Regions from separate parts of the Homo sapiens genome. Here region 1 is linked to region 2. A link is an interaction called in ENCODE POLR2A ChIA-PET data of the cell type or tissue named here. Cell type or tissue: Panc1. All regions are shown on one strand. Each heading gives the region's core, and the rest is flanking DNA. Links, peaks and the distances in the headings are about the cores only. Region 1 overlaps BCKDHB (branched chain keto acid dehydrogenase E1 subunit beta). Region 2 overlaps BCKDHB (branched chain keto acid dehydrogenase E1 subunit beta).

What was found. ChIA-PET counts read pairs that join two places held together with the same protein. Peaks named below come from ENCODE experiments on the same cell type or tissue, not always from the same donor. Only the 100,000 strongest peaks of a DNase experiment are listed, where the experiment ranks them.
Region 1: POLR2A ChIA-PET joins it to region 2 with 7 read pairs; 3 of 35 experiments call an interaction of 5 or more read pairs at or near these places.

Annotation. Positions count from the first base shown.
Region 1 is chr6:80,215,988-80,232,467 of GRCh38, reverse strand. The region is part of intron 8 of BCKDHB (branched chain keto acid dehydrogenase E1 subunit beta); the gene reads right to left. Among named protein-coding and RNA genes, the nearest start is that of BCKDHB, 120 kb to the right of the region's middle. In Panc1, for the core only: no CTCF peak of the experiment used is centred there; no DNase peak of the experiment used is centred there.
Region 2 is chr6:80,157,248-80,173,727 of GRCh38, reverse strand. BCKDHB (branched chain keto acid dehydrogenase E1 subunit beta) reads right to left here. Exons shown (of 10, transcript NM_183050.4): 4 at 5,917-6,050; 5 at 4,698-4,853; 6 at 2,338-2,446. Among named protein-coding and RNA genes, the nearest start is that of BCKDHB, 59 kb to the right of the region's middle. In Panc1, for the core only: no CTCF peak of the experiment used is centred there; a DNase peak (open chromatin) is centred at 9,757.

The sequences.
Region 1 (16,480 bases), core at 4,580-9,579, 61 kb before region 2:
AGATGAGATGTTTGGAAAAATACTGATACATATTTAGATTTATAAAATAGATCTACTACAAAATCATAATTAGTTTATTAATTGTAAAGAATGCCTACTTTCCTCTCTCTGTTAACAGTTCTATGGTTGATCTTGATCGATTTTAGCTCTCTGGTTTCCCAATCAGAAGTAGAGATTAAAAAAAAAAAGGGTTAAAGAAAGTGCTATAGTGCATTAGACTAAACAGCCAGCACAGGGAAGTGACAGGTGACAGTCTACCAGTAAAGGAGAAAAGAGCCACTATAATAAGCAGGTAGGATATATCCAAAATCCAGGGATGCTGTAGGAAATATCCCTATACTTTAATTCTCTGAAAGCATTTTGGTATTATAACCTACACCAAAAGATTATGCTGTAATGACGCTAAGTTGAAAAAACAGAATAAATTTTAAAAGGTTTATTGGAAAAGGCAGTGAACTACATGTACTCTGTTTTTAGAAAGTTTGCAGCAGTACAGTGATTTCCAGACAGACTCTCGCCCTGTGACCCTGGCTGGAGTGCAGTGGCGCAATCTCGGCTCATTGCAACCTCTGCCCGCTGGGTTCAAGCAATTCTCCTGCCTCAGCCTCCCAAGTAGCTGGGACTACAGGTGCGTGCCACCAGGCCCGGCTAATTTTTGTATCTTTAGTAGAGACGGGGTTTCACCATGTTGGTCAGGCTGGTCTCAAACTCCTGACCTCATAATCCGCCTGCTTCGGCCTCCCAAAGTGTTGGGATTACAGGCATAAGCCACTGCGCCTGGCCCCAACCACTTTCTTATACTTTATTTGTATGATTTGATTTAATCCTTCCAACAGCACTAAGAGGTGGGTACTATTACTATCCCATTTTACAAAAGGTTACAGCTTCTATGATACTGAGCATCTTTTCCTACAGTCATTGCCCACTTGGCTTTTCTTTTCAGAAACTGTTCTTTGCCCTGTTTTTACTAGGTCATTTCTAGAGGCACACTGGATGTAAAGAAAATAGCCCTTTTTCTGTTATATGTGTTGCAAATATTTTTCACAGAATACCATTTTTATTTTTGTTTATTTTTGTTTATAAATGTTTATAATACATAATAACATTCCTTTTTTATGTAGCCAAATATCTATACTTTCTTTATAGCTTCTATATTTTCTGCCTTGTTTAAAAACTTTGCTTCAACACTAGGTTATAACAATATTCTCTTAAATTTTTTTCTATTGTTTTACTATTTGGTTTTTATATTTAAAGCATCATACATTAAGTATGTATAATTAAGTAGAATTTACATAAACTGTCAGCACCATTTATTCAGTAAACTATCCTTCCCAAGTGACTTGAAATAGCACTCTTGCCATATATTATCTATTTCTGAGCACTATTTTGTTTTAAGATCTACATCATGAATTGGCCAACCACTGGCAATGAAGAGATCCAGTCACATCCACTGATTTATTTATTACTTACAACTGCTTCTGCGCTTGCATTGGTTTGAATGTGTCCTCTGGAGTTCATGTGTTGGAAACTTAATTCTCAGTGCAATAGTGTTTGGTGGGACTGTTAAGAGGTTATTAGACAAAGCCCTCATGAATGAAGCTCTCATGACAGAGCCCTCATGTCACTACAGAATGACTTTATCACGAGTGGGTTCTTGAAAAAGGAGGAATTTGGCCCCCTTCCTTCTCTCTCTTGCACGTGCTCTCTTTTCCTTCATCATGGCACAGCAAGAAGGTCCTTGCCAGATGCAGGCACCTCAACCTTAGACATCCTAGCCTCCAGAACCGTAAGAAATAAATCTCATGCTTTGTAAACTACCCAGTCAGTGGCATTCTGCTACAGCAACACAAAATGGACTAAAACACTGCTTTAAGGGCAGAGTTGAATAATTAAGACAGACCATATAGCCCACAAAGTTGAAAATATTTACTATCTGGCTCTTTATAGAAAAAAAATTGCTAACCCCCTGTTCCATATGTCAAATCCCAGCCATAGCTTGTTTACATGGCACTGCAGTAAATTTTAATTTCAGGCAATAGAAAATCTTCTTCACTGTTTTTTTCTTGGCTATTTGGGGCATGTATTTTTTATATATAGTTTTAAATATTTTTAGGTAGTTTAAAAAAACCTGGCCAGGCGCGGTGGCTCACGCCTGTAATCCCAGCACTTTGGGAGGCCGAGGCGGGCGGATCACGAGGTCAGGAGATCGAGACCATCCTGGCTAACACGGTGAAACCCCGTCTCTACTAAAAATACAAAAAATTAGCCGGGCGTGGTGGTGGGCGCCTGTAATCCCAGCTACTCGGGAGGCTGAGGCAGGAGAATGGCATGAACCCAAGAGGCGGAGCTTGCAGTGAGCCGGGATAGCGCCACTGCAGTCCAGCTTGGGCGAAAGAGTGAGACTCCGTCTCAAAAAAAAAAAAAAAAAAAAAAAAAAAAAACAACCTAAAAACCCCTTTGGAATTCAAATTGGGGTTGTATTAAATGGTGTTATGTGCTACTGTTTAAGAATACCTAAGAACACAGTATATTTTAGTCTGATTTTAACAGCCTTCCTAAGATTTTATTCTTTTCTTTATGTATCCACTGTCTTTCTTTCTTGTAAAATTTATTCTAAAGTATTTTATAGTTTCAATTATAAATAGGATATCTTTGTCATTTTCCATTTCTGGCTATTTCTTACTAATAATATGAGGAAAACCTATAGATTTTATAAACAGTCATTGTATTTCAAGCTTCTTCTCTCAATTATTTCATTGATTCTAAATTATTTAGTGAAAGTCTTCTAGATTTCAAAAGCATAAACTCATGTTCACTAAAATACAAATAATTTTACTTTTTCTTTTTTTTTAATAACAACTCTTCAATTTTCTAGTCTAATTATTTAGACTCTCCAGCATAATGTTGATTACTAATGATAAGAATGGACATCCCTATTTTGTTCCACTGGTTACTTCCATGACTTCATCTCTTACAATCTTTGCTTACCCGACTACAACCACACCAAGCTTATTGCTGTTCCTCCAATAGGACAAACATATTCCTGCCTCAGGCCTTTTGCACATGCTATCATGCTGCCAACTCTTCTTCTCAGATACCAAGTGTCTGCTCAAAAGGCACCACCTGAGAGCAGTGGTCAGTGACAACTATCATCTAACCATCTATCATAGCCCTTCCCTTCACTCTGCTATTTCTGTAAGCTGCTTCATTTTTCTTCATAAAATTTATTGGGATCTGACTTAAATATGTATTAGTATATCTGTTTACTGATTGCCTCCTGCAATAGTGTCTAAGCTCCAAGAGGGCAAAATATTTTCTACTCTGTTTACTTTGTTCTCCATTTCTAGAACACATGGTCCCAGAAGGTGCTCACTGAGTATCTGTTAAATGAAAAAAACAATGGAAGGAATACACAGTTTTAACGAGAATGCCTTCAGGAGATGCTAGTTTGGCAGGATGTCTTCTGTTGTGTTTCAGTGGCCAGTCCTTGCTATAGACTACTGGGCATGTTCAGGCATACCTGAGGAGTTCTTAGTCTCCCAAGCCCAGCTCTCCCTGGAAGGTTGGAAGTCCAGGCCCTCACACTGGATCTCTCCACTGCTATACTTTTTAACTCCCATCGAGCAGAGAGAAGAACAAACTTCTGAAACCTTCTGAGAGCCCAGGCTGGTGACAAGTTGGGTCAGTACACCTCAAGTCTCTACACACATGCCTGCACATGTGGCTCGGGTATGGTTTGAGAGTAGTACAAGCACCAAAGGCTGGCTATCACAAAACCCCCCACCCCAAGCCCACCTAAATAAACATAAAACCCATCTCAAAGCACTGTCTGTGAAAAACAAAATGCCATTTCAAGACAAGTTCTCTAGCTATCTCCCACTTCAACACCCATATTCATCCTCACAGAAATTCTGAAGCTGCTGTTTTAGGCACCTGAGAGGAAGCTCAGAAAATAAAGGTGATTTAGATTGCCACCTTTCAAGAATCCCCAGGAACTGGTGCTGTCTCTATTAGATGTAAAGTACAATTCAATTTACAAAAATTAGATCTGTTACTACACACTCAGGGAGATGTCCCCACACTTATCTGAGTACCATCTGCTTAAATGTTTTTGAATATTGGAAGCAAAAATGCAAAGCAAGGTTCAAACAGTTCAAATAGACTTTTAGTTCACTGGAGTTTTTTGGTTTTATCCATGCATTTTCTAAGAAATCCCAGAAATCACAAAAACAAAATTTAAATGAACCATCATATATTCTCACCTGAAAGGAGGAAAGGAGTTTGCTTATTTCTAACAGCATGACTGCCTTCTTGGTCCATCCAGGCATTTCCCAAATTTTCCTGTGGGAAGTCACTTTAAATTTATTCCTCTACTATTGAAGATTACATCTGGCTGGGGGAAACGTCTTACATACTTTATTTATTATAAGTTATTTGGAAGACTGTTGCTGTATGCTCAGTGTGTACCCCAATGTCATTCTGAAAAGCCTAATCACCACATATGGTGGTTGGAAAAAGCAACCACTCTTTCATCCCACAATCATAAGAAAAAATATTTCTAACCCCCTACAGTGGGTTCTTTCTATGGCTCACAGGAATAAAAAGCAAGGGAACTAAAATGAGTCACAGAATTACTCTTATTAGAAAACATCTCTACCATTAGTAGATTATTATAATTTTTAAACCCTCACATAAGATGTTAGCCCCACTGTTACCTCAAGCTCAACACTTTCAGATTCATAAACACAGGACTCCCTTTAAGGAATTTTACGGTCACATACCTAAGAACAGATTGTATTATTAACTTCAGATTGCAGCTCAGGTTACTCAAGTATACAGATTTATAGGGCACTCAAATATGAGAACTGGAGTGTTAATGAGCTAACTGAATTTTAAAGACATAGCATACTTCTGGGACACAAAACTGGAATTAAATTTATGTAAACTGGAACCCAAATACTTTTCAGAGTGAGCATAATTCATCCACTAGTTTTTTTAAAACATAGCAAAATTAAATTGAAAAGTAAAAAAGCCCTAAAGAGATGAAATAATCCCAATGCAATTTTAAAATTTGGGAAACGAGATAATTTGGAGGGTCCACATGAATCAACTGGACTCCCTAAAGGGAGTTTAAGGGTTTAAGTGACTAAACAATTCTTCAGTGTCCCCAGAAGTTCTCTAATGCTGTAATACAACTTACAGGGACAACATAAATAACTACATTGCTTTCCTCCAAAAGAAACTGAAATAACTTCTACAAATTAGACACGACTTACATCTTTTATTTAATATAGACAATCTGTAATACATGTTAAATGCATGTAGAGTATTTTGTTTAATTTACTGTAGTAATCCAAGAAGTAATCCTATCTATATTAACTAAAGTATCCAGAGAGGTGTTAACTTACTCAAGAAACTCTTGTTTACCCTTTATATTTAATGGTTGCAAACTTTTTTTTAAGACTAGAGAAAAAAAGAAAGTCTCAGTTTTACAAAGTGGAAAGAAGATAAAGAAGAGGTTGACTCACTTGCCCAAGGTCATCCAGCAACCAGTAGAAAAGCCAGGGCCAGAGATCCCTCTCCATGCCTCAGAGCTCATAACCAGACTACGGAGTCCGACTTATAGCCTGGTGGCCTGCCTACAAAAGGCAGCATAATATGCTTAATGGTAGCAAAAGAAGAAAGAGTGTATCGTGTTATCCTCAAAAACGCTGAAGGCAGGCGCCTGCTGCAGAAAAAAACCTGACAGCTACAGCTGGAAACCTTTCTCACCCATTCACTAAAACAAGTTAAGTAATCCAAGAAAATTCAGCTTCTTATTGTATATTTCTGGTGAGTGAATTTAGAGACACAATTGGTAAAATCAAGAAATGGGAAATATTCATGACTGTCACTCAACACTTACTTGTCAAAGAACCTAATCTATTGTCCATCCACTCCTACCATTTTCATTTTCACCAGTGGGCCAAAAAGGGATGCAAAGTTATCCTACTTTTGTAGCTCTGGCTTGATAAGATGGCTAGAGGCTTCAGTCCAACAAGACAATGCATGCTCTCTCTCAAGATTAATAGTCATGGAAGTTTCAATGCGCCGCCCTTCCCCAGGGATGGAATTGTTACAGACCACAATTTACTGAGAGATTCTGGTTTTTTAACATCCTTTCCTTGTAACACAAGAATCTTCTCGTTGAATGCCCCTATATGGAATGTATTACTGGACTAAATATCTCTCAATAGCCCTGTAGTTTTAAAAATTACCTCATGGAAAAACAAAATAAGACTCTACACAATGCAGTGAAATGTTAACATAGTCACTGAAGAATTACTTGACATAAAATAGATACCATCAAAACTCTCACTGCCATAATTTGCTGAAATCTATCAGTTATACAGCCTTAAATTTACAGTAAGGTCAACAGACATTCCAAAGGATTAAGGATTAAGAGTAAACTTTAGGATTAAGAGTAAACAATATTCCATTTACAAAAATGTCATTGGTAAATATCTGAGAGCATCTAATAAAGCACAGTTAACATTATCCTAGGAAAGGAAACAGGTGAATGGTTGGTAATGGACAAAACAATGCTAATAACAATACTGAGTAGGGTTTTTAAAAGTTTCTAACAATCTAGTTGTATTGCACCAAATGTTAACTCTATAAAGAACAAGTAAACACTGCCTCAAAGGAAGGAGCAGAATGAAGAAAAGTGGGGAAAAAAATAAGTTAACAATGTGGCCAAACATTGAGAAAATTAAAGCACTATCATGTTGCTGTGAAGGGAAAATGTTGATGGAATTTTTGTGAAATTGAAAGTTTTTGACAAGGGATGCAATCTTTCACAGATACAAAGTACTCTAACAAGTTTATTCAGGAATTGTTCAAAAAACAAAAGCACCTAAGTGACCTTCTAAGAAAAGAATATTCACTCAGACATTATTACCAACATTATATACTGTAATATGCCCTATATTTTATAGTTGATATTTCATAATAGTGCTGTTAAAAATTAACAGCCATTTAAATTTATTCTTGTAAGGACACCACCCTCCCAACATACTTTTTATTCACTTTTTGTCTACAACATCCCTAACATATGTGCATCTGCTTAACATATCCAATGCCAAGAAACTATCTTTTCAGGTATTCCAAAACAGAAGTATAGAAAGTATATATCTCCTTCTAGGAAAACAGCTCTACTAGGCATTCAGCTACTCAAGCCATATCTAAAGGACCATTTTAATGCCATTTTAAGTTAAAGGCCATCAGAGATAAAGACTATGTCCAAAAAATGGTAGTCAGAATAGTGGTGCATCTGCAAACCAGGAGATTTAAATAACACCTGAAAGGAACGGATGGAATGCTTAACCTAGATATAAGAGGACTATGAGGAGGCTGTCTTCGAATATTCAAAGGCAAGTTACATACAAGAGGGAAGAATAAGAATCAATAGGTGGAAGTTAGAGAAAGGCAAATTTCAGTTCAACAATGGAAAACTGTAACAACTAGAACCGCACAACAAAAGAACTGGTTGCCTCACTTTATGGGAAAAATCCAGTGGGTGCTCAGCAACCATCTGTCAGGGTGTCACCTTGAAGTGCACAGGGAGATGAACTGCGTGGCTTCCAAAGTCTGTGCACTTTTGGCTACTTCAAAACTTTGGCTAGATCAAAGGATCTTGGGCAAAACTGACTCAGTTGTAAAACTGTGGCAATACAGTAGCATTATAATTTTATGGTAGTATAAAAGAGGAAGAAAATATCTTTTTGGGGGTCTGGCACAGTGGCTCACTCCTGTAATCCCAGCACTTAACTTGGGAGGCTGAGGTGGGCAGATTGCTTGAGCTCAGGAGTTCAAGACCAGCCTAGGCAACATGGCGAAAGCCCGTCTCTACAAAAGAAAAATACAAAATTAGCTGGGTGTGGTGGTGTGCACCTATAGTACCAGCTACTCAGAAGGCTGAAGTCGGGGGATCACTTGAGCCTGGGAGGCAGAGGTTGCAGTGAGCTGAGATTGTGCCATTGTACTGCGGCCTGTGCAACACAGTGAGACCTTGTTTTAAAAAAAAAAGGAAAGAAAAAAATCTCTCTTTTATAGATAATGAAATGCTTGTAGACATATGTCTGTGGTAAACATCAACCAACCTGATTAAAATGCATAAATATGAGATGAAATATGGTTATTTCATCAGTTTATTATACATGATAGAAGAATAAACCTCATGGGAGCCTTCTGGGCCATTGGGAAGGAAGGAGCATTAGAGTCCCATGAACAGCACCCTAAACGGAGCCACTGAGACCTGAAAGTGGAAATATGAGTTACCCTGTATCTAACTCCCAAAGAACAGCTTAGCCAGTGGAAAATCTGGCTCTAACTCATAATTGTGAAACATTTTTCAGCTGCCAAACATTTTCAATCACATGGAAACTGAGGTTGTCAGGCTTCCTTAAAATTCCATTCTTCCAAATAAGCCTCTCATCCCTAGAGGGACTAATTAAAAACAAAAGTCCACATTTCCAACCATCTATTCTTCTGGTCAGAAATACTAATGAGAAACTAGACTCACAGATAAAAGGCTATTTAACAGATTAGTCAATCCCCCTCCACCCTTTGGCACCACCAGCCCAAGCTCCCCTGGAAGAGTTTAACCACACGGAGAGACATACGAAACATGTCTCATATGATTCACAACAAGATTAATAGTTTCAAGCCCCAGCACAGGGATTTGCAGTACTGTTACTACATATCGTATCTGTCACACCTCAAAATCTCAATCTACAGAAATGGAGGATTAATCGCCTCCTTTTTTCCTGCCCACCAATCCAGCTAAAGCAATGTCTAGAAAATATCACAAAGAGTTAATGCAAAATAGTATCAGAATTAATGGTATACTAAGGCTTCTACCAGAAAAATTCATAAGTAGTTCCATGATTAAAATAATTAAAGAAAAAATAGTAAGAGCCAAGAGAAAGGGGTCATTTTATTATTTTCCAAAACTGACATAAGAAATTAGAAATTTATAGAAAAATGCCCTAACAGAAGATGACTTAATGACATTATTATTAATGTGAATGTAACCAAAGGAAAATTAATGATTAGAAGCAAAGCACCAGTACCCTGCAGCTTTTAGAAAGAAACCAACAAGAACTCATTTATCTAGCACTGTAGGGGGCTGAGTTATTCAACACATTTGAGAGTTCACCCCACTCATACCTTAAGCAATAATATTGTATTTCAAACACAGCATATAGAACAGAAATTAATCTCTTCACAATGATAGATATAATTTGGAACATCAATTATAATACTATGCTATCAAGGTAGATGTTTACCTTGTTTCTATATTAAATGAATATGAATGGCTGTGATTTTTAAAACTATATTCTTTTGTACTTTTAACAGATTTTTCTTTTCCCATCAGTTATCTTATTTTCAGGCTATCAATATATCATCTTTAGATCTTGCCAACATCCCTACCTTCATCAACATAACTTTTCCCCATCTTCTAATGTGTTGCTTCCAATCTAATGTGGGCTAAGAAACTAAGTAAAAAGTTTGTTAGAATTCTATGTAAAGTAACAGTTGATGGGATATGATTAAGGGCCTAGTAGCCACTCTTATAGACTAAATGTATGTGCTTTTATACATGGGTTTATGGTAGCACCTCAAGCTGCTTAGAAGTCTTCTACCTACTTCACGATTCTTAGCCACATCCTAAAAAACTGAGATTCCAAGAAACCCAATCTCTTAGAGAGAAATAGATAAGGATATTAAAAATTACAACACTAAGGGATATCTACTCTGAAACAGATGGATGGAAAATGCCACGGGAACACTAAGAAGACAACTCCAAGGCAGACTTAAAAGACAATGGGAAAAAAAGATCAGGAACAGCTCCATGAAGAAAAAAACCTGTAAACTCAGTGTTGAAAGACTTATCAGATCTTAGATCCATCCAGGGAAAGAAGGGACAGAGGAAAAAGCAATGAGTCTGTTTTTGCAATGAGTCTTTCTTTAGCTGTCAATCAGGAGGGGCATATTTTTCAAATGCAGGTATCTTTCTAGTAATCGTTGTTTCACTGGATCTTTATTGGCTTTAGAGTTGAAGATTCATAGCTGCCAATTAAATGACTTGTTTTTAACTGACTTATTGCAATAACATTAATCATGTTGCCCAACAGTGATTTGCCAGCTTTGTCATATAAAATTAGGTAAACTTTTAAGTGAACTAACTCAGTAACAGAAAATCAAATACTGGATGTTCTGACTTATAAGTAGGAGCTAAACAATAGGTACACACAGACACAAAGATGGAAATAATAGACACTGGGGACTCCGAAAGGAGGGAGCCTGAGAGTGGGGAAAGGGTTGAAAAATTACCCACTGGGTACAATGTTCAGTATTTGGGTAATGGGTACATACACTAGAAGCCCAATCCCTAACAGTACACAATGTACCCAGGTAACAAACACGCATGTGTACCCCCTGAATCTAAAATAAAATAAAACGTTTTAAAAAATAATAATAAAATTAGGAAACGCCATTGGAAGGATACACTGTTTTAGGAAGCCCAATTCTGAATTGTGGCTATTGGAAAAAGAAACATATAAGATACTCGGTATTTGGCTGTAAGTGCCAAATTCTTTTACTCAAAAACACTAATTATGCAGAAAATTGCTGATACATTTCTCAGTAAGCCAGAAATCTATACAATGAAGTTGATACTTTCAATTTTCTACTTAATAATTCAATAAGTTCAAATTGGGCCTTATAAATATCACATTTAATGTCTGCTATCATTTTTTTCATTCATCATCATTCAGTCGTTCTAGACAAATGAGAAAAAATAAGAATATAGATTAGAAAAGAAGAGATGAAAATAGGTTTTACTTACAGAATATGATTACCCACCTAGAAAATCTCAGAAAACCAATAAAGAAACTATTAGAATAAATAAGATTTTGGTGAAATGACAGTACACAGACTAAGATACACAAATTATGCTGCCTATTAAAAAATAAGAAAATGCAATAGAGAAAACTTTCCAGTTCAAGATGACAGACTGAGTATACGCTTTCATGTCCCTTTTCTCTCAAGACAGGACATGAATACAAAAGGAAAAACCTGTAACAGCAAAAACAACAAAGTCGGGAAGGGGTAGTGATTATTAGACAAGAGAGACTGAACAAGTCTTTTGTGGGTGTGTGATGAAAATATAAACAAAGAGTAGAGGAAGCCAATGCGGAGATAAATGGAGGTACAGTGGAAGAAACAGCTAATCTCCCAGAGAGAAGATGAGCTCATGAGCAGGTAGAGAGGTGAGTATAAGAATTGAGAATAAAAACAACAGAATTAAATAACACAGTTGTATCAATTGCTCCACTTCCCCCAAATAAAACCCAAATAAAAAGCATGATGCCAGAGATAATCAGGCAAATAGCCAGGTGCGGTGGCTCACACCTGTAATCCCAGCACTTTGGGAGGCCAAGGCAGGTAGATCACAAGGTGAGGAGTTAGAGACCATCCTGACCAACATGGTGAAACCCTGTCTCTACTAAAAATACAAAAAGTAGCCAGGCATGGTCGTGGGCACCTGTAATCCCAGCTACTTGGGAGGCTGAGGCAGGAGAATTGCTTGAACCCAAGAGGTGGAGATTGCAGTGAGTAGAGATTTTGCCACTGCACTCCAGCCTGAGTGACAAGAGCAAAACTCCATCTCAAAAAAAAAAAAAAAAAGAAAAAGAAAAGAAAAAGAGCTAGTCTCTGATAAAAAGCATTCAAATTGCCTACAAAGACAGGCTTATCCTATGAGCACTGATGTCCAAGAATCAAGAGTATCCCATTTGCTAACCTAGTGGCAACCCCTTCTGCCTAAGGATGAACTTCTCATTCATTTACCCTAAAGCAATGTCTCATCCATGTGCACAGATCTATGCAACTTTTTCCATAGTGGAAAAGCCTAGAGAAGAAAGAGACATAAAGGAAAGCTGCACCAGTCAGGTATCCAGAATAATCAACAATCACAAATGAAGAAAAGAACTATGACCAAAAAAAAAAAAAAAAAACACTACTAAAGAAACAGAGATAATCTATAGAACATAACTTGAAAAAAATGTATATACCCGTAACAACTGAAGGAAAATACATGACAAAAAAAAAAAAAAAACAAATAGCATGATACAAAAATAACTGAGTACAAGGGGGAAATTTTGATTGATGAGATTGAAATATTCAAAAAAAATTAAATGATACAATAAAGGAAATATGCAAAACACTGTAAAAACACAACAGGACAAAAACTAGGAGAGAAGAAATGAGAAACAGAATCAACCTAGCAGGTCTATCATACAACTGCTAAGAGTTTTTTGAAAAGAAAATATACAAAAAAAAGAAAGAATATAATTATCCTTAAATATGTAGGCCATTCCCAGAGGAAAGTCATGAGAGGCAAAACAAGATGAGTCAAACAGACTCATATTTAGATTCACACCTGTAATATTTCAGTATAAAATGTATCAAAAAATCACAAAAGCTTCCAGAAAAACAAACACACAGAGAGATCATGTATAAAAGAATAAGAATCAGGGTGGCATCAAAATTTTCTACCCCAATGTGACACTAGTATATAATGAAGCATTATCTTCAAAGTCCTAAGTAAAAGTTACTGTGAACCTAGAATACTATACGCAGCCAAATATCAAGCAAATGTTGAGTCCAAATAAAAACATTTTACCTAACACAAGTGTCAGAAAACCTCCTGCACCCAATATGCCCTTTGCTTTAAAAAGTTAATTATGAATGTACTCCAACAAAATGAGAAAGATAACCATGGAAGAGCAAATCGCAGGACCCAGGAAATGGTGCCTTTAAGAGTGAAGTGGAGAAACATCCCTGGTGATTGTTGTGCAGCAGGTATAGAGAAGGGTAGTCAAGACTGGAAAAGGAAATTAGAGAACTAAGAGTACCCTGGGTGCGGTGGCTTATGCCTGTAATTCCAGCACTTTGGGAGGCCGAGGTGTGTGGATCACCCGAAGTCAGGAGTTTGAGACCAGACTGACCAACATGGTGAAATCCCGTCTCTACTAAAAAATACAAAATTAGTGGTGCATCGTGGTGCATGCCTGCAATCCCAGCTACTTGGGAGTCTGAGGCAGGAGAATAGCTTGAACCCAGGAGGCAGAGGTTGCAGTGAGCTGAGATCACACCATGCACTCCAGCCTGCGTGACAAGAGCAAGACCCTGTCTCCAAAAAAAGAAAAAAAAAAAAAGAGTAAATTCCAAAAAAGAATATGAGTGATCTTCAAGATATTTTAAAGGCTTGTCTTGATTTTTCAAAGAGAAAATGAAAGGTAATTAAAACTAAAAAATCCAAAAGGATCTAAAAGAATGCCACAGCCCAAATATGAAACATTCAGAATGTGGCAAGACATTGAACAGTTAATGCACTAATTTAAAAGGCAAACCATTTGATCTAGATGCCAAGAGAATCTCCTTTTAGGGTCCCAAAGACCAAGCACTGGACCTCAAGTGAAAAATAAAATCTTACCCCCAACAGTGGTGAAAAATATTTGTTATCATAATAATATTAACAGTGTGTACTGCTTTTCAACTTTTAAAATCAAGGGTTTAATTATTTCATTTCGGTTATAAAACAATGTAATGTTCTCAGTCTTGGCAATGTAAAAATAATCAGCTGACAGAAAATGGGAATTGGAAGGGAGGAAAGAACAGTGGATATAGGAGTAGAGGGCATTAACATCATCTTCTTACATAGTGAGAGGTCAAAAGATTCTAAGCAAAGTTAATGGAGTAAGATATAGAAATTAAAATAAATTACAATAAAGAGGTAATCAGTAGAAAAAATAAAATACAGGTAATATCATAACTCAAAACTGAGGAAATATGAGATGAAGACAGCAGGGAATGCAAGCCCACTAAACTGTTATGTGTCATAGTGGTGAATAAATTATGTTAAAATTTATAAATCAAAAGTTACAGACATTGAAACACACACATACGTGTGCGTGTATACACCTATATGCATGTGTGTGCATGAGTGCATGTGCGTGTGGTAGGCTTCTGATTCCTGAAAAATCTAAAACTTTTTAACATATTCTCCACATTTTGATAGTTCTCCTAATTATGAATTCCACTTTCCCAAGGTAGAATATAAAAAAACTATGTTTTCCAGCCTCCATTATAGCCAAGATAAAGATGTGACCCAGGCTCCACCGACAAAACCTAACTCAGCAGTGAAACACATGAGGGAATGGACTGAGCAAGGAAAAGTCCATTTTCCTGGCACAAGTATGAAATGTGTTTCCAGTGAGAAGTGGCGGCAACCAACCTAGTCGTGTTGGCATATGTACAATCTGCCCCAGCACATTGTTTTATGCCACTTAGGAACAAAGCAAAACGCAAAGCAGAGCCACAGCGCTGACTCAAGCCTCAGAGAAATATAGTACCATGCACTATGTCTCTTGGCTCAGGCTGGCCCATCTGCTCTGATTTAGAAGTGTTTATTACATCTTTCTCCCCAACTTTGATGCATTTGCCCTGAACTCCATAAATCAACAGGCTCAATCCTTCCTGACTCTGGTTAAAAACCCTTCTTCGCTCTAGTTACCAAGCTGTTTTAAGTGGTTTGCTACACGCACTTTTTCTTTCCATAAACCCTGTTATTTTTAGTGAGCATGCATGGAGAATCCAATTTACTCTGCAGAAATGTATATACTCCATTATAGCAGAAATATCTGTGCAATGTATTGCTAGAGATATGGAAGTGGCCTTCAGAAGAATAAAATACAGAAATGGTTAAAAGTGGCTGTGTTTAGGGAGTAGGGGCAGGGAAGGAAGATGATACTTTGCATTATAAGCTCCATTGTACTGTGTGTTTTAGTGCTATGTTAATGGATTGCTTGAATTTTTAAATCTCTTCTGCCACATTCAAAAAAGAAAAAGGAAAGGGAAATACAGAAAAAACTGTAATGATATGATCACAATGCCAAATATAGAATATTAAAAGATAAACTTGAGATGTGAAATAGTTATGTAAGAAACTATATAACTTAATTAAACACATAAAAGAAAATATAAACACGTAAAGAAACAAACCAAGTTCCTAGAAGAAAAAAATGAAAGCACAGAAAGTACGTGTTTGGAAAGATTGACTATTCATGGCTGGTAAGAGTAGCCCCAGTTTTGTTTTGTTTTTTTCTTTTTTCTTTTTGAGATGGAATTTCACTCTTGCTGCCCAGGCTGGAGTACAATGGCACAGTCTCGGCTCACTGCAACCTCTGCCTCCCGGGTTCAAGAGTTTCTCTGCCCCAGCCTCCCGAGTAGCTGGGATTATAGGTGCCAGCCACCATGCCCAGCAATTTTTGTATTTTTAGTAGAGGTGGGGTTTCACCATGTTGGTCAGGCTGGTCTCAAACTCCTGACCTCAAGTGATCCACCCGCCTCAGGCTCAGTGCTAGGATTACAGGAGTGAGCCACCATAGCTGGCCCCAGTTTTGGAATAAACTAGAAAAGTAATATCCTTTTGTTAAACCTTTGTACATCACAGTTTCAATAAATTTTTAAGTTAAATTATCACTGCTCAGCACTGCAAAGCCAGGGTGTTATAATAGAAAAGATAAGAAATTCTTAACGATTACAGAATAAATACAATTTCGTAAAAAAAGCACCAGTTTAATGGGAGAGAGTTAAACGCCATCAAAGAAAGAACAGAAAGTCAACACATTTAGATTTCTTGTATTACACCTAAAATGTTAAACTAAGAACATAATGTACCTATAATCTTTTTTCATTATGAAATGAGGTAACGGATTTCTTTCTTTTCACTGCTATTCGTAACAGTGAAAGCAAACAGTTTAAACAAAATGAAAACTTGAGTCAAACTCAAATAATTTAAGTGTATAAGAGGACACCAAAAACACATCAGGTGGGATGTGAAATGGAACAATATAATTATATAATTTAATCTTGCTTTCTCCAGTTCCATGTGGAAGGAAAAAAAATGCTAAATGAAAGAAAATATGGTAGTGTGATTTACAAGGTGTATACAGGTCACATTTGCCCACCTGTAAAACACATATCTTTATATTATAAAGGTGGGCAAATGTGAAAGAAAATTCCTGACATATGATAAAATATGTTCTAAGCTGACATTTAGAAGCATTTGATCAGCAAAACTCTCAAGTGACAATTTTTATTATCCAGCAACCTGGGTTGAAGCCAGTGCTGTCCCCCACTGGCTGTAAGCTGCTCCACCTTCCCCAAACCTCAGTTTTCTTCCCTATAAAATAATGACACTGATGTCTAATTAGAAGAACTGTTTGAATACAAAAGGAAACATGCATAACATATGTAGTTTTAACTTTTTTAATTTACCATTTACCAGGAACTAAGTCCTATTATGTAAGATACATTGGCCGGGCACGGTGGCTCACGTCTGTAATCCCAGCACTTTGGGAGGCCGAGG
Region 2 (16,480 bases), core at 6,929-11,928:
GCATCCTCTCTATATAAGAACTAAGAATAAAATAAGATAAATGGACACAGGCAACATCAGCTATTGTTTCAGAACTGACCTCAGGCAGTGTTTCGCAAACTTGAGCATGGATCAGAATAATCTATAGGGCTACTAACACAAAGAGAGCTGGGCTCTGCTCCCAGAGGTTCTAATGCTGCAAGTCTTGGATAAAAACTGACAATTTTCATTTCTAATAAGCTAGCAGTGATGATTATTCTGCTGGCCCAGAGAACAACTTAGACAACCATCTAGAGAAGACTAATATGAAGACTTTGGTGGTTAGCCCTTTTTTCCTATCCTAATTTCTTCTGCAGAGAAGCTTTCTAGCTATGAAAGAGCCAATATCACTGTGACCTCTATTGAGCCCCTGGGAGTCAAGAAGGGATTCAGAGTTAGAATCCTTGAAATGATACATGATCAAGCATGGGGAAATTTCTGGAAACCTTTTGAATACTGAACCTCATCAGGGTCTTTCATAATCTCTCCCAGGGCCAAGCCTAGGACAAATTTTTCAAGTGCATTCTCTTAGCTAGAATCCTGTAAATGTATTTGCCTGACCAATTCTGGTTTCAAAATTTGCAGCAAAGTAAATATTACTTTTTCAAATCTTTCTTACTCAGTTGCCATTTATTAAATACTGCAAAATTTCTTTACTGATTGGCTATAACAGCTGGCTGGCATTATAACTATAATAGCCACAGGATATCCAAAGTATTAGAAATCCTTTTCATCAAAAAGCTATTCACAATATATCATTGATATTTTCCTATTCACTTCAAAATTTTAAATTCTTACATTCATTTTTATTACATAATGGGATACAGACTATAATAGAGTCCATATAAATCTAGAGTCAATTTAAAATCTGTTTTTAAACTTAAGAGCAACAGGAACTCTGAAAAATCTCCAATGAAAGTGTAAAATGACACATCCACTTTGAAAAACTCATCACAGAGGAATGGATACATTGAAACAGAAGCCCAGTTGCATGGGCCATGAATTAATTGTGATCTATTCATACAATGAAATGCTACTTATTAAACAATACTGTACACGCCTCAGATTTTTGGGTGTTCTTTTCCCCACAGCCAAGAAGCATTTATTGGCAGGCTGGCTCCAGAAACATAGTTGCAATATGCTAATACTATTCACAAAAAATTACCTTGATGAAGAGGGCCAAGCTACTTTCCTTAGTAACTAGAATACTTAGAAAAATAAGAATAACAAGAAAAATTATTATTACTTAGTAGTAATAATACTATCAATGAACAATGAATATTCGTATGATGTAATGACAATGTTCATTATTTAGTAGTAATGTTCTAATATTGTACAGTTGTAAGATATTATTGTAATAGAAATGAACAGTGAATATTCATCCAATATAATGACCATGTTCCTTACTAAGTAGAAATGTTCTAATATTGTACAAAATTGTAATATTATTGTAATAGAAATGAACAACAGATATTCATACAATGGACTACTACTCAGCAAAGAAAAGTGAATAAACTACTGATACAAGCAAAAACATGAATGAATCTCAAAAGCATTAGGTTGAGTAAAAGAAAGCAAACACAAAAGAACATATGCAGTGTGCATGGATTTATATGAAGCCCAAACACATGTACACCTAATCTGATGGCAATCAGAAAGTGGCTGTTTTTGGCATAGGGAGAATGGATCCATTGTGAAGAGTGAGGAAGAAGCTTCCAGGAGTGATTAAAATGCTTTAGACAGAAAAAAATCATTTGCTATTTAAAATTTCCATTACAGTGAAGAAATTAGCAGTCACAGATGTATGTTTATAAAATCAGGATTTTGAGCTAAAAAGAGGATGACCAAACACCTTAGTTTGCTTTACACAGTCATCCCAGCATAGACCTGACAGCACAGCATAATTGTTAACAGCACCTCCTTCACAGTCAAAGGTATCCTGATTTAAATGAAGGAAGACCTTTATGGTCACTTTAGTTAAAAGGAAACATATACTATTTAGTAAAATGAGCTCATTTACTTTTCTGTTCAATCCATATTTACTAAGCACCTACTATGTGGTTAAACATAGTCCCTTTATTGTTGCTACCACTTCAGATTTCCTCTTTGTTTCCACAATCAAAATATAAAATGGCTAGATGAATTTTTCCCAAACATAAAATTTACACCTGAGGACAAACTAAATACCAAAAAAATCAAGATTCTTTCTACAAGGAAAATATAAATCAACCATATAGAAAAAAAAGATATAACTTTTAGAGCTATAAAAAACAAAGTATATAAAGATATTCACAAATATAAAATAAAGAAAATCTTTACCTGCTGCCCTGTAAAGTATTTTAGGTTCAAAAAATATACAAGGATTTTTATCCTCTATGCATGACAAAAGAAGTCCTTTGGCCTGGAAAGGGCTTCTGGGTATAACCACCTGCAAAAACAGATTTTTTTAAGACAATTTTAGTAAAAATATATCCCAGTAAACTCGCTGCTAAGAAGGGCTGATATTTAAATAATCAATTGTTACTAATTAAAAATAGATATTGGCTATTTATTTTAAGCCTAATTATCACTTATTAAGTTTACATATTATATAAAAATAAAAATGCCTCTTATTCAACAGATATTTATCAGATGTCTACCATGTTCTGTTAACTAAGATACTACTCTTAAGAAGCTAAACTTGCCTATATAAAAAAAATAAAAAGAATATGCAAAGATCATTCATCAAAGCAAAAAACTGTAATATTGTTAATATCTACCTGTGTTTATCTATGAAGAAATCTCTTCTACTAATAATCTGTTTCTACTTTCAAAGTACATGCAACTCTCTTCTCCAGTTTTAACATGTCAAAATCTTCTTTTCCCATGAAAAAAAATATGGTCTTCATTTCATAAGTGAAAAATTAGTCCACTGAGTTTTACAGTCCAGGCACCATAGTGTCCAGTTATATAGCAAAGCAAAAACAAAAGTGTGGATAGTCCACACTTCCACTCACAGGAAAGGGCTCCAGGACCTTCTCGAGAATGAGGGTGATGACAAGGAAGATGATAATGACAGTAGGAAGTACACGTGTAAACTTGGCCAAGCACTCTGTGAATTAATTCATCTGTTCATAGCAACCCCACTAGGTAGCTATTATAATGTTCCTCATTTTAGAAATAGACACTGAGGTTTAGAGAGAACAAGTAGCTTGCCTAAGGTCACACGACTTGCTTGATCAAAGAGTCTCACCCAATTCCCACTGATACCAAAGCTCAAGCTCTTAACTTCTATCTAATGTTGACTTAAATCACAAACTTTGTCTAATTTTAAATGATTATAATTGTTTAAAGACAAATATTATATAGGAAGAGTTATTAAAATAAACCTGAACTTACCACAAAGACTTAAGATTCCCTGAGGCAAACTATATTTGGCTTTCAAAGCCATTTTTATGCCATTTTTATTGAAGGGTTTTATTTTAAAAATAAAAGAGCAGCAAAAATGTCACTATTTTCTGTATAAAAAATTTTATTTTCTGTTCTGGACCTCTGAACACATTAATAACCATATCACACAATGTCTTTATCTTATGTTCCTACTTTTTAAGTTCCCTTCATCTGCTTTCTTCATATTAGCCTTTTGTACTTTAAGTATATTTTCATTTCAGCTGAAAAAAAAAGGAAAAAGGAAGAGGAAGAAAGAAAATGAAGGAGGAAAAGAGAAGGCAGGGGACAGACAGAAAAGATCTGTTCTTAAAAACAATATAATGTTATAAATATTAAATGTGAATTAATGTTTAGCTCAAGCACAAAAATAACTTGCCTCGCACATGGCTTCTTTCCCAGTCTACAACTTCTAGCTCACATTCAAAAATCAGGCAACATCTACTCAACTAAGATAAGCTTATAACTTTGATCTGGTAGAAAAAACAAATAAGAAAAAAAGAATAAAACATAGACACATGCTCACAATCAATTCATGTGGTCAAAAAACAAATATACATCTCTGGATTCACACATCTATGGGTTTCTACAATGATCCCCTGAAAAGCTTATTCAGTAAACAGAAACAGAAAAGATAATACAAAAAATTAAGACATAAAAAACTCAAAATATTTTTACCATCAAAAGACCTAAGCTTTTGTGAAAGACAGGTTATAAAAAGGAGATGCTTCAAAATTAATTGGTTGAGCAAGTATTACCTAACTTTAAACAGAAAAAAAAAATCTAGGTAACAGTCTTCTCTTAGTCTTTTTAACAAGTAAGAAATACATTAAAAGCAAAAGTGTTATCCCTGTGACTTTGAGGTAAATACAGACTAAACAAAAGATTTATTAAAATCACCCCATCATCAGTTAAGTGAGAAAGACTTAAGTTAGAAAGAAATATAAAGCTTTGAAAGAGAGGGGAGGTAAACCAACTATGTTCTTGGTCTTATTCTTTGAAGTCTATAAAATTAATCAATGCCAGAGTTTATAAAACCAGTCCTCCTTCAAAAAGAACTTGCTGTAAAACTGGGCATTGGATAGCATACTTAAAAGAACTGCTAACCTCCCCTTCTTAAATACAGTTAAGTTCACATAAATTCCAAGAATCCTGTTTGTTTTCTTTCCTCTAGATAAGCATAGATATTAAATAGAATGAATCAAAATGGAAACATCAAATAGAAATCAAATAAAGTACATAAATGAACATACCTTGATTCCTGGGCAATGGGCAAAAAATGCTTCAGGACTCTGAGAATGATAGAGAGCCCCATGACCAACACAGCCCCAAGGGGACCGGATAGTGAGGCTTCCACAGTTAAAAAGATCCCCAGAGCGATAGCGATACTTGGCAGCTTCATTAACAATCTGAGGGTCAGAAAGAAAGACGGGGCATGGCACAATGAGTCCTTCCCTTCCAATCTCCTTCCGTTCTTCCTCCCTCCCTCCCTTCCTTCCTTCCCTTCCCAAGGCACAATGAGTCTTTCCCTCCCTCCCTGCCTCCCTCCCCCTCTTCCTTCCTTCCTTCCTGCCTGCCTGCCTTTCTTTCCCATAGCACAATAAGTCTTTCCCTCCCTTCCTTTCTTTCTTAAGACAGGGTCTCGTCCCTCCCTCCCTCCCTCCCTCCTTCCTTCCTTTCTTCCTTCCTTTCCCATGGCACAATGAGTCTTTCCCTTCCTTCCTTCCTCCCTCCCTCCCTTCCTTCCTTCCTTTCCCATAGCACAATGAGCTTTTCCCTCCCTCCTTTCCTTTCTTTCTTGAGACAGGATCCCATCACTCCCTCCCTCCCTCCCTCCCTCCCTCTCTTCCTTTTCTTCCTTCCCTCCCTCCCTCCCTTCCCTTCTTTCTTTTTGAGACAGGGTCTTGTCTTTCCCTTCCTCTCTCCTCTCCTCTCTCCCCTCTCCCTTCTTCCCTCTCCCCTCTCTCTCGCTCTTTCTTTCTTTCTCTCTTCTTTTCTTTTTGAGAAAGGGTCTCATTCTGTCACCCAGGGAGTGCAGTGCTGCGATCACAGTTCATTGTAGCCTTGGACTCCTGGTTTAAGTTATCCTCCTGCCTCAGCCACCAGAGTAACTGGGATGACAGGTATGTGCCACCACACTGGGCTAATTTTTGTAGTTTTTGTAGATATGGGTTCTCATTATCATTATGTTGCCCAGGATGGTGTTGAACTCTTGGCCTCAAGTGATCCTCCCACCCTGGCCTCCCAAAGTGCTGGGATTGCAGATGTGAGCCACTTCACCCAATCCCAATCTATCTGCTTAAACTATTCTATTAGATCTTTAAATATATGCTCATAACAAAATTATAATTGTAATACATTAGTAAAAGGATAATAAAATGTTTAGAATGCAGGTAAGGGTGGGTGGAAGGGTAGCGGCAATACTTGAATATTTCAATGAATGAACAACCTTAGAAATGTTCATTCACTTACCTGATCAAATGCAGGGAAAATATAATCTGCAAACTGAATTTCCGCAATGGCAGTAGCTCCAGTGACCGCAATTCCGATTCCAAATCCAACAATTCCTTGTTCACACAATGGGGTATTAAAAACTCTATCTTTTCCTTAAAATAGAAAAGAAAAAAAGGTTAATGTGGCAAATGAGAGTAATGTCATGCATAATACATTTAAAAATTCAGTAAACTAATAATGGGATGGAGAAGTATAGAACAGGTAGAGGAAACAGAAAATAAAGAGTATGGCTAGCCACGGTGGCTCACACCTGTAATCCTAGCAGTTTGGGAGGCCAAGGCAAGAGGATTACTTGAGACCAGGAGTTCAACACCAACCTGGCCAACATAGTGAAAACCTGTCTCTATTAAAAAAAAATAGTAAGGTGAATTATTTAAATCCAATTAATAATTGTATTAATTGTAAGTAATCTAATGTTTCAATGAAAATAAAAACTGTCACACTAATTTAAAAGAAAGGAAAACCCAACTATTTGAAAGGAAACACAAACTCTAAAGACAGAGAAAGGTTGTTAAAAAAAAGAAAAAAGAAGGAAAAAATAGACAATAAAAAACCTAACCAAAAGAAAGTTGATGTCACTATATTAATAGCAGGCAAAGTAGACTTTCAGGAAAAAAACATACCAGAGATAAAGAGGGAAAACGCATACTGTTAAAGGGTTCAATTCACAAGAAATAAATAATTCTAAATCTATACTTATCTAACAATGGGCTCCAAATAAATGGAAAAAAGCAACACAACTAAAAGGACAAATGGACAAAATCACCACATAGTGGGAGATGATTTTTTAATGTACTAGTCTTAATAACTGACAAAAAAGGCATACCAAAAAAAAGGAGGGAGTGTGAAAAATAGAGATGATTTAAACATGTTCAACAAACATGGCCTAACTGACATACAAAGGACACTGCACCCAGAAGCAAAGAATACAAATCCTTTTCAATTAAACAGAAAACACTGACATCAATTGACCATATACTGGACTACAAATCCAATCTCAACAAATTTTAAAAGATGAAAATTACATATATTCTCTGACCATAGTGTAATTAAGTTAGAAATCAATAAAAAGATCATTCAAAAAATTCTTATGTTAGAATTTTTTTTTTTTTTGAGATGGAGTTTTGCTCTTGTCACCCAGGCTAGAGTGCAATGGCGCAATCTCAGCTCACTGCAACCTCTGACTCCTGAGTTCAAGCCATTCTCCTGCCTCAGCCACCCGAGTAGCTGGGATTATAGGCGCCCACCACTACACCCAGCTAATTTTTGTATTTTTAGGAAAGACGGGGTTTCACCATGTTGGCCAGGCTGGTCTCGAACTCCTGACCTCAGGTGATCCACCCGCCTCGACCTCCCACGGTGCTGGGATTACAGGCATGAGCTACCGGGCCTGGCTAGAAATTTTTTTTAATAAATAGCTAAGTAACTCACAGCTCAAAGAAGAAACTATAATGAAAATTAGAAAGTGGTATTTTAAATTGAATAATAATGAAAAAACTATACAAAATATCTTATTGAGGTTCTGAACGTAATGTCAGAGTTGCGTTTTTCAGACTATCCTTTCCACATTTAATGATTATAAACTCTGGGCAAAATAAAACAAACAACTATTTAAAGGCATTGAAGGGCCAAAAGTAGGCATAAACTGGAGTCTTGACTCTTGAAAGAAATTAAGCCCAGTGGATGACCATGACGTTCATAAGCCTTGTCCTGCAAAAGGACTCCCCAGTCTATGAGTCAGGACAGCTAAAATTCAAACAAATAGACTCAGTCTGGTTGATCTGAGGTGTCAGAAAATAGTCTGTGGCTACCAGTGGTTGAAAATTGAGAGACTAAATCCCTAAAAGAAGGGCACAGCATGGAGGAGCCCCAAAATCTGTGCAAAAACTGATCAAATCCTTGCCAACACTTGTGCCCACAGGACACTCCAAAAGCCCAGCAGCAAATAATCTCTCCCAGTTAAAAGAGCTGTGCCCACCAACAAGGAGGCAGATTTTGGAGTTTGAGACCCTTCAAATTAGAGAAGTTTGATAAACCCTTTAGACGATCCATTCGAACCACTAGGTACAATTTTATTAGCGTATAATTCAATTCTCACTTGACGTTTCACCACCTCTCAGCTCATGCCAGAATTTCATTAGAAATTATAATTTCAGGATTCTGGGTGGACAAAGACAATAGCCACAGTCTGGCCATGTAACCAAATGTTTTGGGAGAAACCTGGTATTCATATTTCACTTCCATAATCCAAGGATACCAGTTCTTTTTCATATATAGAATTCACTTTTAGCTTAATCATTTCCTTTGAATATGAACGAAACATGGGGCAGGTGTTGGGAAATGCCGACCAGACACATCCTGTAGTTTGCCAGGCTATAAGCAGCTGCAAAAACTGAAAGCATGATTCATACTCATCATGATCTGTGACTATCTTCTGAAATTGTGACCTCTATTCCTCATCAATTCCCTATTTGACTGTGAGTAGCTTGATAATCTTTGAAAATCTATGATTCCAGTGAACCAAAAACTCAGTGGTAGAAAATGAACGTAAATTCCAGCTGTCTCCCATGGAATTCACAGCCCTGGAATACCTGAACCACCTTAACCAAACTAGCAGCATTCTTATTGATTCCTTGCTAGTTCATGGGATTTAGATATTTTTCATCTCGGTAAGAAATATAGCCTTGTTGCCAATAGAAAGCAGAAAAAAGTGAGTTTCTCAGAACTCTCTTACCCCAAAACATGTTTGATTTGAGGAAATAGTTTAACAAGTCTCTCTGACAAGTTTCTATGATGTAGCAAAAAGTGCTTCAACATGAACTGTTAAAAATCGGTTTCTATTTTCTCCCAGATACTGATTGAGGAGAAGAGCACAAATAAGACACACAATATTGATGACTTCCTCTATCTTATAATGCAATTCATCCAATGTAAAGTTCCTGTAGTACCCTGTAAGTGTCCTGATAGATGAAAAAATACATGAGTGACTGCACTATGAGCCAAGAAAGACCTGGGTTTAAGTGTTACCTCCACGGATTACTAAACACTCTAAGGCTCCATTTCTTATGTGTAATAGAAAAATTATAACACTGAAAAGACTATAATAATTCATACATTTATTCAACAAATGTTTTTAAACTACTTAATATTATACAGACACTTTCCTAACAGCAGCAAACAAAACGAAAACATTCCTCATGAATGTTTACATTCTAGTCACAAGAAATGCAATAAAAACAAAATAAATGAAGGAAATATTTAGTTTGTTAGATGATGAACCAGGGGAGTAGGTGATGGAGGGAGGGAAACTACTATGATTTTTAAGGACATTGGGAAGACCCCACTGAGAGGTGACAGTTAAGCAAAGGGTTTAAATAAATGAGGATGTGTACCATGCATATATCTGAGAGAATAAATATTCTGGGCAGAGCGACCATCAAGTACAAAAACCATGGGGTAAGAAAATGTTTAATATATCAGAGGAAGGGCAAGGAGTCCAGATTGCCTGGTCTAGAGTAAAAGAAAGAGTAGTAGGAGATAAAGTCAAGGAGTTACAGGATGGAATGGGTAGATGATCAAGCAGGGCCCTGGAGGACATTGTAAACCCTCTTTTACTGTGAGAGCGAGTCAGAGAGCAGGTGAGTGAGAAAAACAGGAAGTTCTTGAGTACGGTCATGCCATTCTCTGAGCTGCATTTCAACAGGATCCTTCTGACTCGTATTTGGTGAATAGCCTGTCAATAGCAAGGGTGGACACAGCAAGATTGATTATCTGCTACTGCAATAATCCCAGTAAGAGATAACAATGCATAATAGCAGAGAAGGTGGAGAAATGGTGTGAGACTCTGGATATACTCTAAAGATAGAGCTAAAAGGATTTGCTGATGAAATGGATGTGCAGTATGAGTCACAGCAATACTAAGGATGATTCAAAGTCTTTTGGCCTGGGTAACCTGAAGGACAGAGTTCCCAGTAACTGAGAAAGGGAAAACTGTGAAGAAGCATGTTGGGTGAGAGATCAGCAGCTCAGGTTTGGAGATGTTTACTTTGAGATGCCCTCAGATATTCAGGTAGAGCTATCAATTAGACTGTTGGATATAAGTTGGAAGTCTTCAGCATAAAGACAGCATTTAATAACAAGGGATGGGATAAGATTACCTAGTAAATTTAAATAGAGAGAAAAGAAGAGATCTAAGATTGTAGCCTGGATACTCCAATGTTAACAAGACAAGCAGGTGAGACATAAATCAGCCAAGTTGAGAAGGAAAACAAGCCAGAGTTTGGAGGAAAACCAGGAGGAGAATGTGTTGTCCCAAAAGGAAGTGTTTCCAAGAAAAGAGTGATTAACTTGTGTCTATACTGCTATTAAAAAGTGAGATGAGGACTGAGGATTTTATCATTGGTGACCTTAACATGACCGTTTCTGCAAAGTAGGAGAGAAGAGAAAAAAAAAAAAAAAGCTTAATTGCAGTGACTTCAAGTGAGAATAGAGAATAGAAGCAGAGAAATTGAAGACAATGAGTAGTGACAATTATATGGAGAAACGGTGCTATAAAAGAGAGAAGAAGCCAGGCGCTATGGCTCACACCTGTAATCCCACCACTTTCGGAGAATCACTTGAGCCCAGGAGTTCAAGACCCTACAGCAAAACCCCATCTCTACAAAAAATACAATAAAAACATTAGCCGGGTGTGGTGGCACGTGCCTGTAGTCCCAGCTACTCAGGAGGCTAAGGTGGGAGGATCATTTGAACCCAGGAGGTCAAGGCTGCAGTGAGCTGAGATGGCACCACTGCACTCCACCCTGGGCAACAGAGTGAAATTCTGTCTTAAAAAAAAAAGAGAGAGAGAGAAGAGAAGAGAAAGGGAGCAGTCACTAGAGGGGAATATGGGGTCAAGAGAGTTTTGGGTTTTTTTGTTTTGAGATGTAGTCTCGCTCTGTCACCCGGCTGGAATGCAGTGGCACAATCTCCACTCACTGCAACCTCTACCTCCTGGGTTCAAGTGATTCTCCTTCCTCAGCCTCCCGAGTAGCTGGGATTACAGGCGCCCACGACCACGCCCAGCTAATTTTTGTATTTTTCGTAGAGATGGGGTTTCACCATGTTGGCCAGGCTTGTCTCAAACTCCTGACCTCAGGTGATCCACCCGCCCCAGCCTCCCAAAGTGCTGGGATTACAGGCGTGAGCCACTGCACCCAGCAAGACAGGTTTTTAAGATGGAAAAAATAACAGCATATTTGCAGGCTGATGGGAATGATCAGTAGAGAAGAGAACACTGATTATTTTGAGAAAATTAATAAAATGGAGAGAAGGAATAATAACTGGAACCGTGTCTTTGAAAAGGTGACAAGAGAAGAAGGGATCTACTGTGGAGGGGTTGATAGGAACCCTTACATTCTTTCAGAGTGCAGGAGGAAAGAAGGCATATGGGCATTGATGGTGGTACATGGATATATGCAGTGATAAGAGCTTATCCAAGTTCTTATTAGTGGCATCTATCCTTTCAGTAAAATGCAAAACTAAATTATTACCTAACAATAAGGATGGGAGAAGCTGTTTTGAGGAGGGGGAAAAAAGTATGAAATAGTCATCTGGGAGAATGGAAGACCGAATGGACCCGGAACATGCAGCATGATGGCAGGCAACATGAGTGCCCCGGAACTTCCCAGCCTTGAACTTAAAGACCAGTTGCATCATGGCATGTTTTGCTCCAGTGACATTCAGCTCAGGATTTACACAGAGAGATGGATTTAACTAGAATTAGATTTTGCCAAGCAAATATTGACATGAAATTTAAACTGGATGTAAAAGAAAGAAAGGTAATCAGGGAAATGAAAGACAGCAACAAGGTGGTAAAATCCGTGGCTTTTAAGAATCAATAAGGTCAAAAGATTGTTGGAATGGAGGTACTAGAAGCAGTGAGCTACAGTGAGATTCAAAATGCTAATCAGAGTTGAGGATGCTTCAAACTGAGATTATGCAGAGACCACTGTTATTGCTAATGACAAGAGTATGGCTGTAAGAATGAAAAGCTGATGTAGGATGGAGGATAAGATCACCAGAGAAGAAAAGGATAAGAAGCTGAGAAGCCAGAATATTGAAAAGACCATCCATGTGGACACTGACAGGAATGCTGGAGAGAGTGACAGTGAGCCAGGCTGGGAACAAAGAGGATCAGCCTGAGGTCCATAAGGACAAGGAGGGGGAGTGTCAGTGCTTAGCACTTACTTACCCGGCACACTGACAGCATTTAACATATTTTTAGTTTGAAAGGATAAATTAGATAAGGGGAGCTAGTTTCTTTGGATTTAGAAATCACATTTTTTTTTTCTGCCCCATTCTCAGCAACTGGATTGTCTTTTTCTACTTTCTACTCAGCTATTTGATATTTGGAACCAACTTTCTGAAATTCAATATATTAAATAGTGTGTATGTCATAAGATAATAATTTCACACAGCTTAGCTCAGGTAGTATAAAAAATTAATATTCCTAAAATATATAATAATTTAAGTCATTCATCCAAATGATGACTAAATTGTAGGATGTTGAAATTCCTATCTTTTAAAGGCAGTTGGGGTCTATAATGACACAGTAAGTTTCGGAGGCTCAAAGAAGTTGCAAGAAGGAATCTATATCAATCAAAGTGCTGCAAACCAAGCTCAGCAAATGTTTAATTCAGTGGTTAGTGGCTTTGACCTCATGTGAAGGAAAAAACTATGCCCACTCTGAAACAGTTCCTCAATGCCTAGCAGCTTTGATTGGGCAAAAAAAAGTAAATACCATCTGAATTACTTCTTTCTAAACTCAGATAGCTGAATAAAATGAAAATTTCTGATAAACTTGTTGCTGATCAATAGTATAGATAACTAAAATAAAAGAAATAAATATTTCTATAACATGCCATTTTCTTATATTGTGCTACTCCTGCTTTGTATAACTCCATGATCTCCCAAGTCAATGAAAACATGTGTGGAATGCCAGATGGCTGACTGTATATTTGACTTATCAATTTCTCACTTGTTGAAGATCAAGTATAAAATCATACCATCGCTTTCTAATAGTGTTCTTCTTTTGTAAAGGGAGCATGATTAAGAAGTTCTACATCACTGGCAGTACACCATCTGTTAAAGATATTGTCCATTACACAATACTAAACTTCATATTAAAATCAGCAGGTGACTCCTCTTGCTAAGCAATTAGAAATGGGTAAAATTGAGTCCACCAGTGAACCCTATTCCCTATCTAACATTCAGCCACAACTATAGACCAGAAAAATAGGGAAAAGAGGGCAGAGAAACAATTAAGAAAAAGAAGCCGGTGTGATGGTTCAGGCCTGTAATCCCAGCACTTCGAGAGGCTGAGGTGGGCGGATCACTTGAGGCCAGGAGTTCGAAACCAGCCTGGCCAACATGGCAAAACCCCATCTCTACTAAAAATACAAAAAATCTGCCAGGTGTGGTGGTGCATGCCTGTAAACCCAGCTACTTGGGAGGCTGAGGCAGGAGAATCGCTTGAACCCAGGAGGCAGAGGCTGCAGTGAGCCAAGATCACACCACTGCATTGCAGCCTGGGAGACAGAATGAGAAAAAAAAAAGAAAACGAAAAAGCATGACTTAAGGTGACAGCCTATTACCTCCTGATAGGTTAAAGGAATCACTAAGAATCTGTTTCTTCTGTCCCTAGACATTTTTCAGAAGCTTTAATTAGTTTTAGAGTTTATCTATGAACAAAGTAGATCTGCAAGTTATTAAATCTATCTGGGATAAAATTAAATTTCTTCTTTCCATTATGGATTTCTGTAAAAGATTTCTGTAAAAGCAGATTTAAAACTGTCTATTTCTAAGCAAGTTGTGTTTCCTCAGGACCTAGATTTGAATAGGTCGGAATATCCTTCTGGAAAATGATTGACTCCATCAGGGAAACAGCTCAGGTCCCAGTCTCTGAGCAGAAAGATAAATAAGAACATAAATATTTGTGACTAAGCTACAAAATAAACCAGGGAAATAAAAGTCATTATAGACACAATTGTAACAGTGGGAGACAGAAATAAATAATACATCCAGTAATTTCAGTCATAGTATACTTGATAGAATATGTTGTGATTTCACAATATATTAAAGCTTGATGATGAAAAATTTGATAAAGATAAAACGCATTTGTTTTAGGGTCAACTAAAGCAAAAATACAAAGCTAATCCAGAAGACCATTTCTGCCTCTTAAAAAATGGAAAACAGAACATTCTATTCATTAGACAGGCCAGAAAAATGCTTAAATAATGAATATGCACGCAAATTTAAAAAATTACTAAGTAGAATGACAATACAGTTTATCTTGTATTGGGATACAAACTGGGATACTTCTGAGACTGTGAGGAGTTACTAAAAATAATTAACAGATGTTAGATGCTAACTGATTTTTTTTTAATCTAGTCTCTGTACTAGTTGAGAAGATAGTTTTTTTGTTGTTTTTTTGGGTTTTTTTATACTTTAAGTTCTAGGGTACATGTGCACAATGTGCAGGTTTGTTACATATGTATACATGTGCCATGCTGGTGTGCTGCACCCATTAACTCATCATTTACATTAGGTATTTCTCCTAAGCTAACTGATTTTCAACAGGCTTAAACTGGGTATTTCTAGGCAAACAGGACTAACCTGGGTAAACCAAGGGTTATAGTCACCTTATTATTAGAGTTACCAAATATTAACACCTAAGTTGAAAGTAGTAAAGGGAAAATGGTGTTCCCCTTACTCACACCTAATCCACCACATATTAGCATCGTAAATTAGGCTACTCATGATCCAGAGGTAGAAAATGAAAAAGAACACTGAATAAGCAATCCTGTCATCAAGGTAATCGTCACAGTTTACTGCCTAGGGTGAACACTATGATGCATGAAGCCCAGATCACCCATTTGTGAAGATCACCCACCATGTTGCCTTGGTTACTAAGAAATCTGTTGGCTGACAGATATCAGCACTTCAGCTATCACACCCTTTAGGGTCTGTTTTATCTGCAGTGAACTTCCTAGACTGAGGTCATGCTTGGCATCTCCCATCCACTGATTGATCAGTGTGAGAGTACAAAGGCCTGGTCATTTCAGCCCAACTAGGGACAACTAGTTGGCAAAAGAGTCATTCTGATTGCACAGATCCCACAGGGTTGGCCAAGGCTGTCATTGGTCTTGCATCTCTTCTGGACATCTCCCTCTATCTAATTCTGCTTTTGCTTTAAAGCAGCACTATTTTTATGGTTCTAGAATATGACAGGTTCCAAGGTTTCCAGATTTAGGAAGTTTACCTATAATTATAATTATCCTACAACAATATTCTTCAAATTGTTACCTCCAAGAAGCATTGTTTAGAAATAGCTGTTTGTGAACCTTGTCCTACAGATTCTACCCTATTATTCTGAACACTCCAAGGCAAGATATCTGGGTCATCGTAATGGCTAAGAGACAAATTAAAGAAGATAAAAATCAACCAGAAACAAATGTATGTGCTTAGTAAATGCTTACTGAATGAATGTTTATTAAATGCAAAAGCCCCTCTGTAATCAATGAGTCTGCAATTCTGGGTATAGATACAACAATGTCAACACACAGCAAAGCCCAAATTAGTTTCAAGGGTTCAGTGACTGGATTAAAATTTCTAAGCTCCTCTGCTAAGAACACAGACTGTCTCATTCATTTCATCAGTAGTCCAATAGTGCCTACTACAACCTCTTGAATTTACCAGTCTTTCAGTAATATCGTTTGAATGAACAAGCTTAAAAGACCCATCATTTTGGACTAAAGAGACATTTATGTCTATGGCAATCATGACGTGGTAACACCAAGTACTAAGATATCTAGATATGTCAGCAAGACAGATTTAGTTTAGTTGAAATAGATATGTACTATGTAATATAAACATGAAATTTTTCATTTAAACAATTAGAAAATCTGACAGTGAAGAGAGACTATAGGCCCACCCAAATATAAAGATTCTTGGCCGGGCGCAGTGGCTCACACCTGTAATCCCAGCACTTTGGGAGGCCGAGGTGGGCGGATCACCTGAGGTCAGGAGTTCAAGACCAGCCTGACCAACATGGAGAAACCCTGTCTCTATTTAAAAAAAAAAAAATACAAAAAAAAATTAGCCAGGTGTGGTGGCACATGCCTGTAATCCCAGCTACTTCGGAGGCTGAGGCAGGAGAACTGCTTGAACCTGGGAGGCGGAGGTTGCGGTGAGCCAAGATCGTGCCATTGCATTCCAGCCTTGGCAACAAGAGCAAAACTCCATCTCAAAAAAAAAAAAAAAAAAAAAAATTCTCACCCAATAATCTCCAGTGCCTAGAACAATCCCTTGTACATAGTGGAATTTTAAAAACATTTGTTCAATGTATGAATGAATGAAAAATGAACCCAAAATAGTAATATTAAAATAGAAATGACAGTCAAAAATCACAGAAACTAAAAATCAGGCCAGATAACAATATTTTGAATATGCAACTACCCACACACAGATCAGTGGATTATGT